Regions from separate parts of the Homo sapiens genome. Here region 1 is linked to region 2. The links are chromatin contacts, found by Hi-C in ENCODE. All regions are on one chromosome and are shown on one strand. The core of a region is the stretch at or near the end of the contact, and the rest is flanking DNA. Distances in the headings are between cores, read along the strand shown. Region 1 holds the start of LINC01545 (long intergenic non-protein coding RNA 1545). Region 2 holds the start of SLC9A7 (solute carrier family 9 member A7).

Region 1 (7,507 bases), core at 3,153-5,652, 140 kb before region 2:
CCTGCCACTTGATGGGGCTCGGGAGACTCCCCACTTGGTCCCCGTCATGGTGCCTGTGATGGAAAGTGCCTCCCTGGGCCGTCTGGTGCCACTGGGTGAGGGGTTGGGAGATGCTAGGCCGGTAGGGGTTGAAAGTACTAATCCTGCCTACCTGCTGCTGCTGGGTCGGGGACAAGCGTCTGGACTCCGTGCTGGGTATACGCTGATGCTGCCAGCAGGGCTGAGCACGCCTCCTCCGGCTGCCTGGTGTGACTGGGGCTCCCCCTAGCTCTTGGCTGTTGCCCAGCGTGGTAGGAAAGTGCTTCCCTGGTACCGCTGGGACTCCCACTCAATCCTGTCTGGTGTTCCCATGGGGGAAGAAGGCGGCTTTTTGCCCAGCCACCTGAGGCTACTGAATGGGGGACAGAGCTCTTCCAGTCCCTACTCAGTCTCACTCTGCTGACACCACAGGGTTCAGCTTGGGTAGGGCTGGTGCTGTCCACAGGGTTTTACTTATGCTGGGCTGGGTTTTTCTCCTTTCCCAGTCCTTTGGCCACAAAGAACAGGTTTTTGTTTTGTTTTGTTTGTCTGCTCTGATTGGAGATTCTAGGTTGCAGGCTTCTCCAGCACCCAGTCTGGAACATACAGAAGATAAAAAGAAAAGCCAGGAGCCCATCACAGTGTCGTTCCTCAAGTCCTGAAGTCTCTAGCCAGTCCACTTTCTTCTTTCCACCTACCAGTCCCCTTATGATGGACTTTTGTATTACTTTTAGGAATTTTAATTGTACTTAGCATGGAAAAGCAAAGAGAAATGGGTCTATGTCATCTTGTTTGAAGCTTGGTTACCTTACATTTTAAAATAAATTAATGAGGGCGGGCACGGTGGCTCACGCCTGTAATCCCAGCAATTTGGGAGGCCAAGGCAGGCGGATCACTTGAGGTCAGGAGTTCGAGACCAGCCTAGCCAACATGGCAAAACCTCGTCTCTACTAAAAATACAAAAATTAGCCAGGCATGGTGGCAAGCGCGGGTAATCCCAGCTACTTGGGAGGCTGAGGCAGGAGAATTGCTTGAACCTGGGAGGTGGAGGTTGCAGTGAGCAGAGATCATGCCACTGTACTCCAGCCTGGGTGACAGAGTGAAACTCTGTCTCGAAAAAAAGAGAGAAAAATTAATGAAATAATTAACAGATAAAGTTTTCAGTTTCAGTTGGAAAACACAAAGAATTTACACCTCCCGGGCTCAAGTGATTCTCGTGCCTCAGCCTCCTGAGTAGGGATTACAGGTGTGCGTCATCACACCTGGCTAATTTTTGTATTTTTAGTAGAGATGGAGTTTCACCATGTTGGCCAGGCTGCTCTCAAACTTCTGAGCTGAAGTGATCCACCTGCCTCAGCCTCCCAAATTGCTGAGATTACGGGCATGAGCCACCGCACCTGGCCTCTTTTTTTTTTCCCTTTTTTTTTCTTTTTTTCATTCATAAAATGAAACTGATAATGCTTGGACTTTGGTGGAAAGATACTTTCAGAAAGTATAGGGGATTATTTATCTGTCTTTGTTGAGCCACTGGTTGATGAAACTGGATGCAAGAGCTTTAAACTGCTGAAACACTCTGATAGTGTAACTCACCTAAAATGGGCTCAAGGAACCAAAAAAGAAAAGGCCAAAGAACTATAAAGAAGTAAAAGATCAATCTTGGCAAGACCTCCCTTCCTTTTTCTCCTTTCTCTCCAATCTCTTTCTTGCCCATCACGCCAAATTTCATATGATAAAAATCAATAACTGGCCCAATTTTCCTTAGACAAGTAAAATACCTACTTTCCATGAGTTACTTTGTCTGTGCACAGTAATACCTATGTAAATCCATACACAAATGCTCTGGAAGGATACAGACCAAACTGATAATTGTAGTTCCCAATGGGAGTGGGGATTGAAGAAGATTTTAGATTTATCTCCAATTTTTTCATGTAAAAAAAAAACAAAACCCTGTATTATTTGTGTAATTAACAATTAATAGCTGGGCACAGTGGCTCATGCCTGTAATCCCAGCACTTTGGGAGGCCGAGGTGGGCGGATCACAAGGTCAGGAGATCGAGACCATCCTGGTGGTTTCACCAACATGGTGAAACCCCGTCTCTACTAAAAATACAAAAATTAGCCGGGCGTGGTGGCGCGTGCCTGTAGTCCTAGCTACTTGGGAGGCTGAGGCAGGAGAGTCACTTGAACCAGGGAGGCGGAGGCTGCAGTGAGCAGAGATCATGCCACTGCACTCCAGCCTGGCAACAGAGCGAGACTCCATCTCAAAAAAAAAAATTAATAATGAAACAAAAACAATGTGTGCATTTGCCAAGACATGTGAGTCTGATATTGAACAGAATTTAAGATATGCTTTTTTCTCAATCAAAAATTATTTCACACTCTTGAAAACTAGTGACACCTAATATTTGCTCAGAATTTCACCACCATGACTCCGAAGAACATTTTCAGATAAAATTAGGAAAATTGCTGATTTTTCAAATAAAAAGCAATTGTAAACTCCAGCAACTTTATCTGTATTTATTGTTGAAGTGATAACATGTAAAAATGGTCTCCCTATGCACATAAGTAAATACAAAGCCACCTACAGTGAATCTTTATAGTCAATTTGATAAATTAATGAGCACTGGAAACCTCACTTGATTCTTCGCTACACAGTGATATCCAAAATAGTGCTGCTAGATAGAATCTGCAAAAAAATTGGAGAGGACTTTTAACTCATAGGACTTCACTTATGAAGTCTGTATTCATAGAAGGAGGCAAAAAAAATCAATATTTGTGGAACATCTACTGTGTTTCAAGTGTCTAACTTATGTTTTCTCATCTAATCCTTCCCAAGCCCTCAAGACAATAATCATTATTTCCCATTTTACAGGTAAGCAAACTAAGGCTCAGAGAGAAAATAACTTGTCCAACATTATTACTGGACAGTAGGCACACTTCAAAATAAAATGCTTTCTGCTCTTGTGTAGGTTCAAGTATTTCAAAGCACCTACCATTTCTAACTCAAGGGAGAGTGGATTCATTAAACATTTGTGACATGAGAAAATGATTTCTACAAATGAAATACACATCTGTTCTTTGAAATCCTTCTCAGGTGTTAACTTCAATTGAATTGAATAACTAACTTTTTAAATCAATGAACGGAAAACAGTTTAGTGGAATTAGGTAATAGCATACACCCAATGAGTGAGTTATAATCAGTATAGCTTCCTTTTACCAGATGGCTAATGACCTTCATAGACCAAATACATGTTACAACTGATGCCATGGATCCGTAATATTGACACTCTCTCCATAGAAGCCTATCTTAGCTTGTGATTTATTTTCACAAAGAACAAAATGTTCACTGATGGAAGTTAAAATCAAAATGAAACACCAAACATCACTGTAGTGGTCAGTTTTGTTTTTTGTTTTGTTTTGTTTTGAGACGGAGTCTTACTCTGTTGCCTAGGCTGGAGTATGGTGGTGTGATCTCGGCTCACTGCAACCTCCACTTGCTGGATTCAAGTGATTCTCCTGCCTCAGCCTCTCAAGTAGCTGGGATTACAGGCACTCACCACCACGTCTGGCTAATTTTTGTATTATTAGTAGAGACGAGGTTTCACCAGCCTTGAGGCCAGGCTGGTCTCGAACTCCTGGTCTCAAGTGACCCGCCCGCTTCAGCCTCCCAAAGTGCTGGGGTTATAGGCATGAGCCACTGTGCACCTGGCCTGTAATGGTCAGTTTTATGTGTTAACATAGCTAGGCTATAGTCCCTAGTTTATAACTGGCTAACATAAGCCAGTTATTCCATTAAAATCTAATCTAGGTGGTGCTGAGAGGTATTTTGTAGATGTGAATCAAGTCTATAATCAGTTGACTTTATGTAAACAAGATTATCCTAGATAATCTGGTGGGCCTGAATCAATCAGTTAAAGGCCTTAATAGCAGAATGGAGGCTTTCCTGAAGAAGAAATTCTGCCCATAGACAGCAGCATTGGCTTGTGCTCGAGAACTCCTGCCTGTCCTTTCTGATGGCCTGCTCTAAGGATTTCAGATTTCAGGCTTGCCTAGCTAGCCACCACAATCACATAAGCCAGTTCATCTATATCTATACCTATATCTATATCTATATCTACATGTGTCTCCTAATGGTTCTGTTTCTCTGTTAGAATCCTGACTGATACAATCACTATCTTTATTTTATATATAAATCCATAACTTATATGCACTTAAGAAAAAAAAACTAATTTTCCCTGGATTTCATATTCTTTCTTTGGATTGGATTTTTCTCCATCAGAAATTTCAAAAGGGATTAAGAAAGTGTCTGACTCCAGAGAATGCTCAGCTTCAGAGACTATCCATAATTTTCTTTCTTTCTTTTCTTTCTTTTTTTTAGATGAAGTCTTGCTCTGTCGCCCAGACTAGAGTGCGGTGGTGCGATCTCAGCTCACTGCAACCTCTGCCTCCTGGATTCAAGCAATTCTCCTGCCTCAGCCTCCCAGGTGCACGCCACCATGCCTGGCTAATTTTTGTAGAGACAGGGTTTTGCCATGTTGGCCAGGCTGGTCTTGAACTCCTGACCTCAAGTGATCTGCCCGCCTTGGCCTCCCAAAGTACTGGGATTACAAGCATGAGCCACCATGCCCGACCCATAATTTTCCATATTAGAAGTAAACTGCCCCATGTGTGGCTTAGGAGAGAGTTGTTCCTCTTGGGAACCATCATCTAAGTGAATTCTCAGAAGCCTCTGTATTTAGCTTCCTGAAGATAGACGCACCAGGGCCATAGGAGACAAAAGCCCATGAAAACTGCTCCAGGCCTTCCTCTATGCTCTATCCAAGTCCATTCATAAATCCTATGTGTCTGTTGAGGTGCAAGAACCAGTTTTCAAAAAATTTGTGTACATTTAAGGGGTAAAAGTGCAGTTTTGTTACGTGGATATAATGCATAGTTGTAACGTCCAGGCTTTTAGCATAACCATCACCTGAATAATATACATTGTACCCATTAAGTAATTTCTTATTCCTCACCACCCTCCCATCCTTCTGAGTTGCCAATGTCTATTATTCTATAGTAGAACCAGTTTGTTTGTTTGTTTTTTAATCATAACATCAATAATTTTCCTTAATTCCTTCAGAAATTTCTTGGGAATACTTTACTTGTCTGGGAGACATTACCCAAATGATTTCATTCCACTGTTTCATTTTTGTTTTTGAGACAGGGTCGCCTAGGCTGGAGTGCAGTGGTGTGATCATAGCTTACTGTAACCTTGAACTCCTGGGCTCAAGTGATCTTCCTGCCTCAGCCTCCCAAGTAGCTAGGACTATAGGTACATGCCATTATGCCCAGCTAATTAAATTTTTTTTTTTTTTTTTTTTTTTTTGTAGAGACAGGATCTTGCCGTCTTGTCCAAGCTGGTCTCAAACTCCTGGTCTCAGCTAATCCTCTCACCTCGACCTCCCAAATCATCCCACTTTTTATCCCCCTGAAGAAATTTTGGGGTTACTTTTAGAAATGTTCTTAAATCTTTTCTCTCCCTTTTTTTAACTGCTATTTTTTTATTCATCTATTTATTTAAAACTGATCTTCCAGAAATGATTTAATGTGGCCTGTGATGATACAATTAAATACAGCACAAAGATAAAAACTAAAATTGGCAGGAAAAAAGAGAAAGTAAAGAAGGAAAATAAAAAAGAGTAGGAGAGAAAAGGAGAAAGTGAAAAAGAAAAAAGGAAACAGATTAAAAATGAATAGTAGTCTATAAAATGTATGTGGCTCAAAAATTGGAAAAAAATAAGAAAAAATATATACTTCAAAATGTCCATGAGATAAAACCAAACCAACTAAGAGAATAACAACTATTTTTGGTGTGAAGACAGGAATTCCCCCAGAGATTTACTACAATATTCCCATTCTGTTGCTTTTTAAAAAGAGTAAACAAAGCATTGCTTCTAACCCCAGGTACCATGGTGAGGTTTAAAAAAAGACATCTTTAGGTAGCAACTGATTCCAGTTACATATTTTATTCTTACTTCTCCTAACTTTGGAAAGAATTTATCTGAAACTGCACACAAATTATGAAATCTTCATATTCCTTACTTAGTGCTTGACTCAAGAACCTATTTTGTCCAGTGGAGATAGTCAGGTATGGGGTATCAGAGACCAAGGAGTACTTAGAGAGAATCCTCCTAAAGTGACCTTGTGCGGGCATCAAACATCAAAGCTCAAACAGGATAAGGGGGTATCCACACGTGGTGGTGGTGGTGGAGGGGGATGCTCCCCAGCTTAGGGCATTGGAGTTTGAGCCAGTTGAAGAGTTCCTCCCACCTATCTATAGTGTTTCTTTTTTTGTTTGTTTTTGTTTTGTTTTGTTTTGTTTAGGAGCAGAGGTTTAATAGGCAGAAGAGAAGAGAAAGAGAAACAGCTCTCTCTATATATAGAGAGAGGGGTCTCCGAACAGAAAGGACCAGCAGGCGGCCCATGTGCCAGATTTTATAGTCAGGTTTGAGGAGGGGTGTCTGATTTACATGGGGCTCACAGATTGGTTTGATCAGGTATGACGTTTACATGGACTATGACATTCCCTGGTCTTGCCAAACAAGATTACTTCCCTGAACTGTAAAGCTTCCCACACATTGCATACAGAGAGGATAAGAGATATGGCGGTCGCAGACAGGAAAGGAGGAAATTACAAAAGGAAAGTTGGAGATCCTGTTGCCGACACCCCATCGAGGCAATTGGAGGCTGGGGCCAGTCCAGAAGCCTTTGGATAACACTGGGAGCTAGCCCTGGTCAGAAATCCTCAGCTGCCTCAGGACTTCTTCCAGCCCCACCTGATGGCTAAGTCTTCCGTGAAAGGAAGCTGGTTCAAACATGGCCAATATGCCCAGCAACCCATGGGTGCCGGGAGATTCTCCATGTTCTCCCTAGTAAGCCTGTCCCCCAAGTCTTTTAAGGCTGGCAGCCACACTAATCGTTTTTAAATGGCTGAAGGGGGCCCAGTATTTGGTTTGATTTGGTTCTAAAATGGAAGCCAAGAGCCTCGAAATGAAAGGACAGAGTTGGAGTCCCCTCATCTATTCATCGTTTCGGTGAATGTTGCACCTTGGTATCTCGGATGAGGTCCCCATTATGAAGTGACTACGTTGTCTGGGGTATATACCCTGGGGTTCATTGTCACGCGACAGGAAAATTTAGGACACGGACACACACAAGGAGTTTAGGAGTGGAGGTTTAATAGGCAGAAGACAAGAGAAAGAGAAACAGCTCTCTGTCTATAGAAAGAGAGGTCTCCGAGCGGAAAGGACCCTATGGTGTATTTTAAACTAAACAGATAATGCATGCTTCGTGTGGCAAATACTGATAGTTGCTTACCCAATAGCCACTCTTTTCACCTTTACTTTCAGAACTTCAATTTTTCAGCAAAACAATGTGCCTAGTAAAAATAATTCCTCAGACTCCCTTGAAGCCAGAATGGACATGTGATCCAGCTCTGGCAAATGAGATC
Region 2 (6,390 bases), core at 2,407-4,906:
TATCCAGTGGCTAGTCTAGGGCTTGGGTGGTGGTCTGCCTCTTAGTTCAGTTATCACAGTCTTTGGTATGCTGTTTAGGATCAGATCCATGTGCAGGTTGGGGTGAACCTAGGAGTTCATAAAAACTTTATGAGGACCTTTCCCAAGGTCCTCTCCTCTCTACTGTCTCCTTGGTACTTTGTAATGCCTTGGAGTTCCCCTTTTAATCAATTGGCAAGAAATCTAGACTATTTAATTTATTTAAAGACAGGGTCTCGCTCTGTCGCCCAGGCTGGAGTACAGTGGTGTGATCATAGCTCACTGTAGCCTCGAACTCCTGAGCTCAAGTGAGCCTCCCACCTTAGCCTCTTGAGTAGCCAAGACTACAGGCAAGCACTACAGTGCCCAGCTAATTTTATTTTTAAATGTTTCATAGAGACAGGGTCTTGCTACATTGCCCAGGCTGTTCTCCAACTCCTGGCCTCAACAAATCCACTCACCTCAGCCTCCCAAAATGTTGGGATTACAGGGGTGAGCCACTGTGCCTGTCCAGAAATCTGGGTCTTTATTTAATCCTCTCTGTTATGTATTTCCTGAAACTTTGCCCATGTCTTGGGCCAAGCATCAGGACAGAGAGAGTGAAAAAATATATATCATTGAGGTTTTGGCCCCACTGTCTTGGGACCAGAGCTACTTCAAACAGAGAGGAAGGTTCTCCCCTCCCTTAGCATTTTTTGGGTGCTTGAAGGTATTGCTGTCTCCATTGTCACTGTTGACTGAGGTGCCACAGTGGGATTGCTTATTGGCTAAAATGTAAGAGAATGGAGAAAAGAAAAAAAATGGCACATTTCTCCTACTTTCTCTGAATATTAGGAGACCAATTTTCTGCTTTTCCTGGAGCTCTCTCTGTCCATGTTGATGCTCCCTTCCGGGTGTTAAGCTGCCTTGAGTCCAGTCTAGTGGAGACTGGAGGAAAAAAATGGTAAACTCACCGCCAGTTCAGTTTTACTTCAAATTCTGTTGTTTTTCCTCAGTTTATGTGGTACAATTTACTTTCCAGAGTCCTCAAATAGTTGCTGCATGCATTCTGTTCACATTTTATAGCTGTATTCAGTAGCAGGTAATGGGTTTAGTGTGATTATTCTGTGTTAACTGAAATCAGAACTCCTGTATTATATAGGTTAGTTTTCACACATAAATATGTAGAGATAATGGAGTGTTTTCTTTGGTGTGTATTTGTGAATGGTTGGGACTAGTCTTTTCATACTCTACCCAAGGGAACTACTTTACATAATAAATACTCTTCTGGTTATCTATTGCTGTGGAAGAAACCACCCTCAAACTTAGTAGCTTAAAATAACACCAATCATTTTATTATGCTACAGTTGCAGATGTTGGTTAGGTTCAGCGACATGGTTCTTGCTTGGGGCCTCTCATATGTCTACAGTAAGATGGTGGCTGGGAATGAATTGATTTGAAGACTCATTCATTCACATGTGTGGCATTTGGGCTGGGAACACTCAAAAAGTTGGGTCTCCTGTGGCATCTACCTCTATTGCTACATGGTCTCTCTACATGGTTTCTTCAGTATGTCAGCTTCCAGGTAGCTAGATTTCTTTGTCTGTTTGTTTGTTTTTTTGTTTTTGGAGGCAGGGTCTCACTCTGTCACTCAGGCTGGAGTGCAGTGGTGCAATCTTGGCTCACTGCAACCTCTGCCTCCCAGGTTCAAGTGATTCTCGTGCCACCACCTCCCAAGTAGCTGGGATTACAGGCACACACCACCACACCCGGCTAATTTTTGTATTTTTAGTGGAGACAGGGTTTTGCCATGTTGGTCAGGCTGGTCTTGAACTCCTGACCTCAGGTGATCCGCCCGCCTTGGCCTCCCAAAGTGCTGGGATTACAGGCGTGAGCCACCGTGCCCAGCCTAGCTAGAGTGGAAAGTGACAGAATGAAACAGGCAGGAGCTAGATTACCTTTTATGACCTAGCCTCACAAATCACATAATCTCCATTACCACATTATATTCTTTGAGGGAGTCACAAAGGTCCACTGAGGTTCAAGGGGAGGGAACATAGATGCCCCTTCTTGATGGGGGATGGTAAGGTTCTGGGATTGGAAATATGATTGTGGCCATCTTTTTAAAAAATACAATCCGCCACAAATACTAAGAAGTCTGTACTTTTAAGGTAGCTCCTGAGTTGCCCTTTTCTAAAGAGAGAAATTCTGTCCTTGAGTACTGGGCACCCAAAGGGGCATAATATTATGACCAACACAGTGCCCATCCAGGTTTTAAGTATTTGCAATTTTATTGGAAACCTGTGTGGAACTTCAAGGTATACGGATGTTTGCAGGGGCTGAGTGACTGCCTAGAGGAGTTGGGAAAGGGGCTAGCTAAAATGTAGATGAAGAGATTTCCCTGCTTTAAAGAAACCACTAAACAGCTTTGGCAGAGTGCTCACCTACAGGGGAACCAGGAAGGCTGCAGTACTCCAAAGAGTTTTCTTACCTAATGCTACCTCTACCCTATTATTTCATTTGGTTAAGCATCACCTTCTTCAATGAATCCTCTTAAAAATGCAAACTCCCCTGGGAGCGAAAACATGGGCAGTTTTGGTAGAGATTTCAGAGTGGTTCAATAAACACATGAGTACAGTGCTAAGCACTGGGAACTCAGTGATTAATCTGATCTTGTTTCTTCCTTGACCAGAGGAGCAAGGTGGATTGAAGATTCTAGTTTTCCTGAGAATTTGTTCCAAGAGGCTTCATCCTTCAGAGTCCACGCCATAATTTTGTTCAGAGCTGGGTTTGGTCTTAAGAGTCATTAAAAGACTCTCTGAGCTACCAGGTGAGCAACATAAAAGAAAGGGTCATCAGGGTAACCCCCACCCCCCACCACCACCTTAGGACCAGCTACTGCTCATCTACCAGGAATGGCAAGCGTTCAGTTCCTTCTGGTTCAACCCTATTCCCCAAGGGGATTAGTAGCACAGCGCAGACGAAGTCTATTCCCTCAAGTGAGGAAGGAGATACTTCAATGCCCTCCCCCGATTCCAACTCCTTATCAGTCCTCACATTTGAGTCTGATGAGAACAGAGGTTTGAATGAAACCTAGCAGATTCTGGGGCTGGAAGGGCAACCTGAGAGATGAGGAAAGAGAGGTGTAGGGGCTAACGTGGCTTCGGGGCTGCTCGGTTCACTGACAGCCCCCACTTTACTGGGCCCAGGGCGGCTGCACACTGGCCTGAGATTAAACACTTCGCCGTGGCGCCAGAGACGGGACTCGAGACCGCAAGGCTAGTCACTCCAAGCCGATGCTCCCGCTAGGCGCCGGCGACCTCTGGCGTCCCCTTTCGGAAGTGCGGCGGCGGCTGCCCATGAACTGGCCCCACGACCCCAGACTGCCTGGGCAGGTGCGCCAGGACGGGGTGAGAAGCGCAGAGAGGCAAGCAGCCGGCGGCCGGCCCGCAGACCCGAGGGCAACACCCGGCCCCGCCTGGGTGGCTCGGTTGGCCCGCGGGGCGGTGCGGCGTGGCGCGGCCGGGGGACGAACAGGTGCGCGGGCGGGGGGCGGTGCTTGGGGATCCTGCGCACTGCGCGCGCCCCTCCCCCGCGCGGCCCCGGGCGCAGCCCCGGCCCGGCGCGAGTAGGAGGAGGAGCTGCAGCGGCCACGGCCACTCCGGCAGGTCCGCGGTGCTGCCAGAACCCGCCGACGGCGCGGGCTGCTGGTCCCCGCTCGGAGGAGGCGCGGGGGGCCCCGGGACCATGGAGCCTGGTGACGCGGCGCGCCCTGGCTCGGGTCGGGCTACCGGGGCGCCGCCGCCGCGGCTGCTGCTGCTGCCGCTGCTGCTGGGTTGGGGGCTGCGAGTCGCGGCCGCGGCCTCGGCCTCCTCCTCTGGGGCGGCGGCGGAGGACAGCAGCGCCATGGAGGAGCTCGCTACTGAGAAGGAGGCGGAGGAGAGCCACCGGCAAGACAGCGTGAGCCTGCTCACCTTCATCCTGCTGCTCACGCTCACCATCCTCACCATCTGGCTCTTCAAGCACCGCCGGGTGCGCTTTCTGCACGAGACCGGGCTGGCCATGATCTATGGTGAGCACCCCTGTTACACCCCCCGCCCTCCACACCCCTCGGCCGCCGCGCTCCTCCTGGCGCCGCGCGGTGCTCCCCCTTCACTTGCCAACGTGTTCCGTTTCTTTTACGTTTCCCGCTGCGACGGTGTTGGTTCCCAAGGTCAACTGTCTGCATTTTCTGGCTCTCTGCTACCGTTAAAAACAATTCCACCCCTATTCCACGTTTCTGCATTGGGAACCCAGGAAAATGAAAGGGACAGAGGTGGTCCGGTTCCGTCTGCCCCGTTCGGTCTCTGTTGCAAACCTCTTACCCACCACCTCCCGCTCCAGTTGAGCTCGATAGGGTGTGTGTGCCTGCGTGGTGGCTGGAGGTGGGTGGCTTCCCAGGTGACTGCATCACCTCAGGGGACAGGCCACAGTAGGGAGTGGGGACGAAGTCTGAAAGTGTCTTTGCTTGGGTATGGGTTAGTGGGGCCTCTTGGACGCCACATCCATGGTCAGCCTGGGTGGGTACCCACTCCTGAGGTCCACATTCCCAGGTCTCTTAATGATAAAGTCAGAGCATGAAGTGTGGTGAAAGGTGAGCAGTGGTCCAGGACCCAGAGTGGGTGGCACCACCATGTCAGGCCTGGACGAGGAGACAGGCACGCCTCCTGCTCTTATGTCCCGAGTGGAAAGTTATACCCAGTTACTTGCTTTCTCAAACGAAGAGGAGCTTTTGTATTCCTAAGACGGTAACAGGGAGTGAGTTTGAGATACATTTCCGAATGTATGAAGGGGAAAAGTCGTGGTTTTAATTCCGGAGTCAGCCATCTTTTGTTGTTAGGGGTGGGCTGATGCTACCATCCTTTTCTAGATTTAATGGTACACAGTGTGTTACATGCACAGTGGTCAGTACAAATCTCCCTTTATTACATGGATGTCAGCCATAATCTGAGTCATCCCTCTTCCTCTTCTGTGCCCCCTGCCTCCCCCCTCGCCCTGCCCATGACTCCAAAGTGGAGTCAGGTATTCTCTTTTTGAATGTAATTCAGTGGTGTTAAAGCCCCTGAATTGGCATCCTCACACGAAATAGACGAGCCACTTCATGATTGTTCCCAACGGGGAAAATTTTATTTTATCACATATACTGAGGGATTTCTTTATTCAGTTTCCATCCAGGTGCCCTGATAGAGAATGGAAAGCAGAAACCTTAACCTTTAATGTGAAAATTACCCTTGGTTCTGGGCCTTGCTTCTCATGTTTCTTGATTAGTTGTTGACAGCCGGGGCTCATGGCCACCAGGCCCTCGCAGCCAAACCGTGTAAGGGGCAAGCGCTGTTAAGAGCCCTCCAGTTTTGATGAAGTAGTGACCTACACAGATCTTGAAACAGGACCAGGTCTAAAACCGAGTTTGGTGATTGCGAATTATAGGTCTCAACACAGACTTTGGCCTCCATCCCTGACCGTTGTTGAGCTCTGTGGTTTGTGTCAGTTGGTGATAAATGACTGATGCCAGGCCTGCAGGTAAGCTGGGAGGTTTCCTGAGAAGACAGACAGGGGGGAATTGAAGCACGTGGTCATTGCAGGTGATTGACTCCAAGCCATGATGCAAATGAAAATTGCCTTTATATAGATAACCGTGAAAATATTTTTATTTAATAGGCCCTAGACCCAGTTTCTTAAAGGACAATGTGAAATAGGAGGTAGATTTGTCAGATTCGTAAACACATGCTCAAGGGATGGAAAATAAATGGGGATTTGAAAATATATTTTCTGGAGAGTACTCCGTGTTCTGAGGAGTTCAATCACCTTTATCTTAAGGCTTAAAGACAACAGTGGAATTTTCCTTTGCTGATACGTACTTTTAAAACTCACCTCCATCTTTCAGCCATTTGGTTGTGCTACAGTGTACTGTTTTATTTTGTGAACAATCAAGTTACAAATCTAGTGTAACTGATGGCTGTTCAGAAAAGGCAATATCATCTCAGCATTCCTGTGTAATTTTGTTCTATATCTTTGAGTATTAGTGTTTCTTTAAATGTATAAAGAAATTTAGTTTGTCAATATGTGATGTCTCAGGTTATGCCAAATATTAATATTTTAAGGACTGTCTGTAATTGTGAGAAAACATTTCTTCTTTCTCTCAGGTATGTTTGGTCTTCTACTGCAAGGTCCCCCTAATCTGAATTCTAATGTCATGTGATTAGCTAATTATTCATAGTATACTGAAGACTATTGGGATGGGGATTTTAAACTGATCTTAAAATTCAGTTTGCAAATCTTTTAAAAAATTGTCTGCATTTAAGATGTACAACATGATGTTTTGATAAACACAATGAAATGATTACTACTGTCAAG

Evidence for each region. A loop is a pair of places that touch in the nucleus more often than their neighbours do. Pooled maps may share reads with other maps.
Region 1: a map of PC-3 shows a loop between it and region 2 (5-fold over the local background). The contact joins the promoter of LINC01545 here to the promoter of SLC9A7 in region 2. A Hi-C loop is called at or near these places in 6 of 168 maps with a recorded cell type or tissue (CD4-positive, alpha-beta memory T cell, CD8-positive, alpha-beta T cell, PC-3 and 3 more), 3 of 37 single-sample maps with no recorded cell type and 18 of 50 pooled maps.

What each region holds. Positions count from the first base shown.
Region 1 is chrX:46,896,599-46,904,105 of GRCh38, reverse strand. LINC01545 (long intergenic non-protein coding RNA 1545) reads left to right here and starts at 4,402. Exons shown (of 4, transcript NR_046101.1): 1 at 4,402-4,502. RefSeq lists an enhancer at 1-154.
Region 2 is chrX:46,756,384-46,762,773 of GRCh38, reverse strand. It overlaps SLC9A7 (solute carrier family 9 member A7), which reads left to right and starts at 3,656. Exons shown (of 17, transcript NM_001257291.2): 1 at 3,656-4,069. The coding sequence starts at 3,745. RefSeq lists silencers at 3,375-3,724, 3,745-3,884.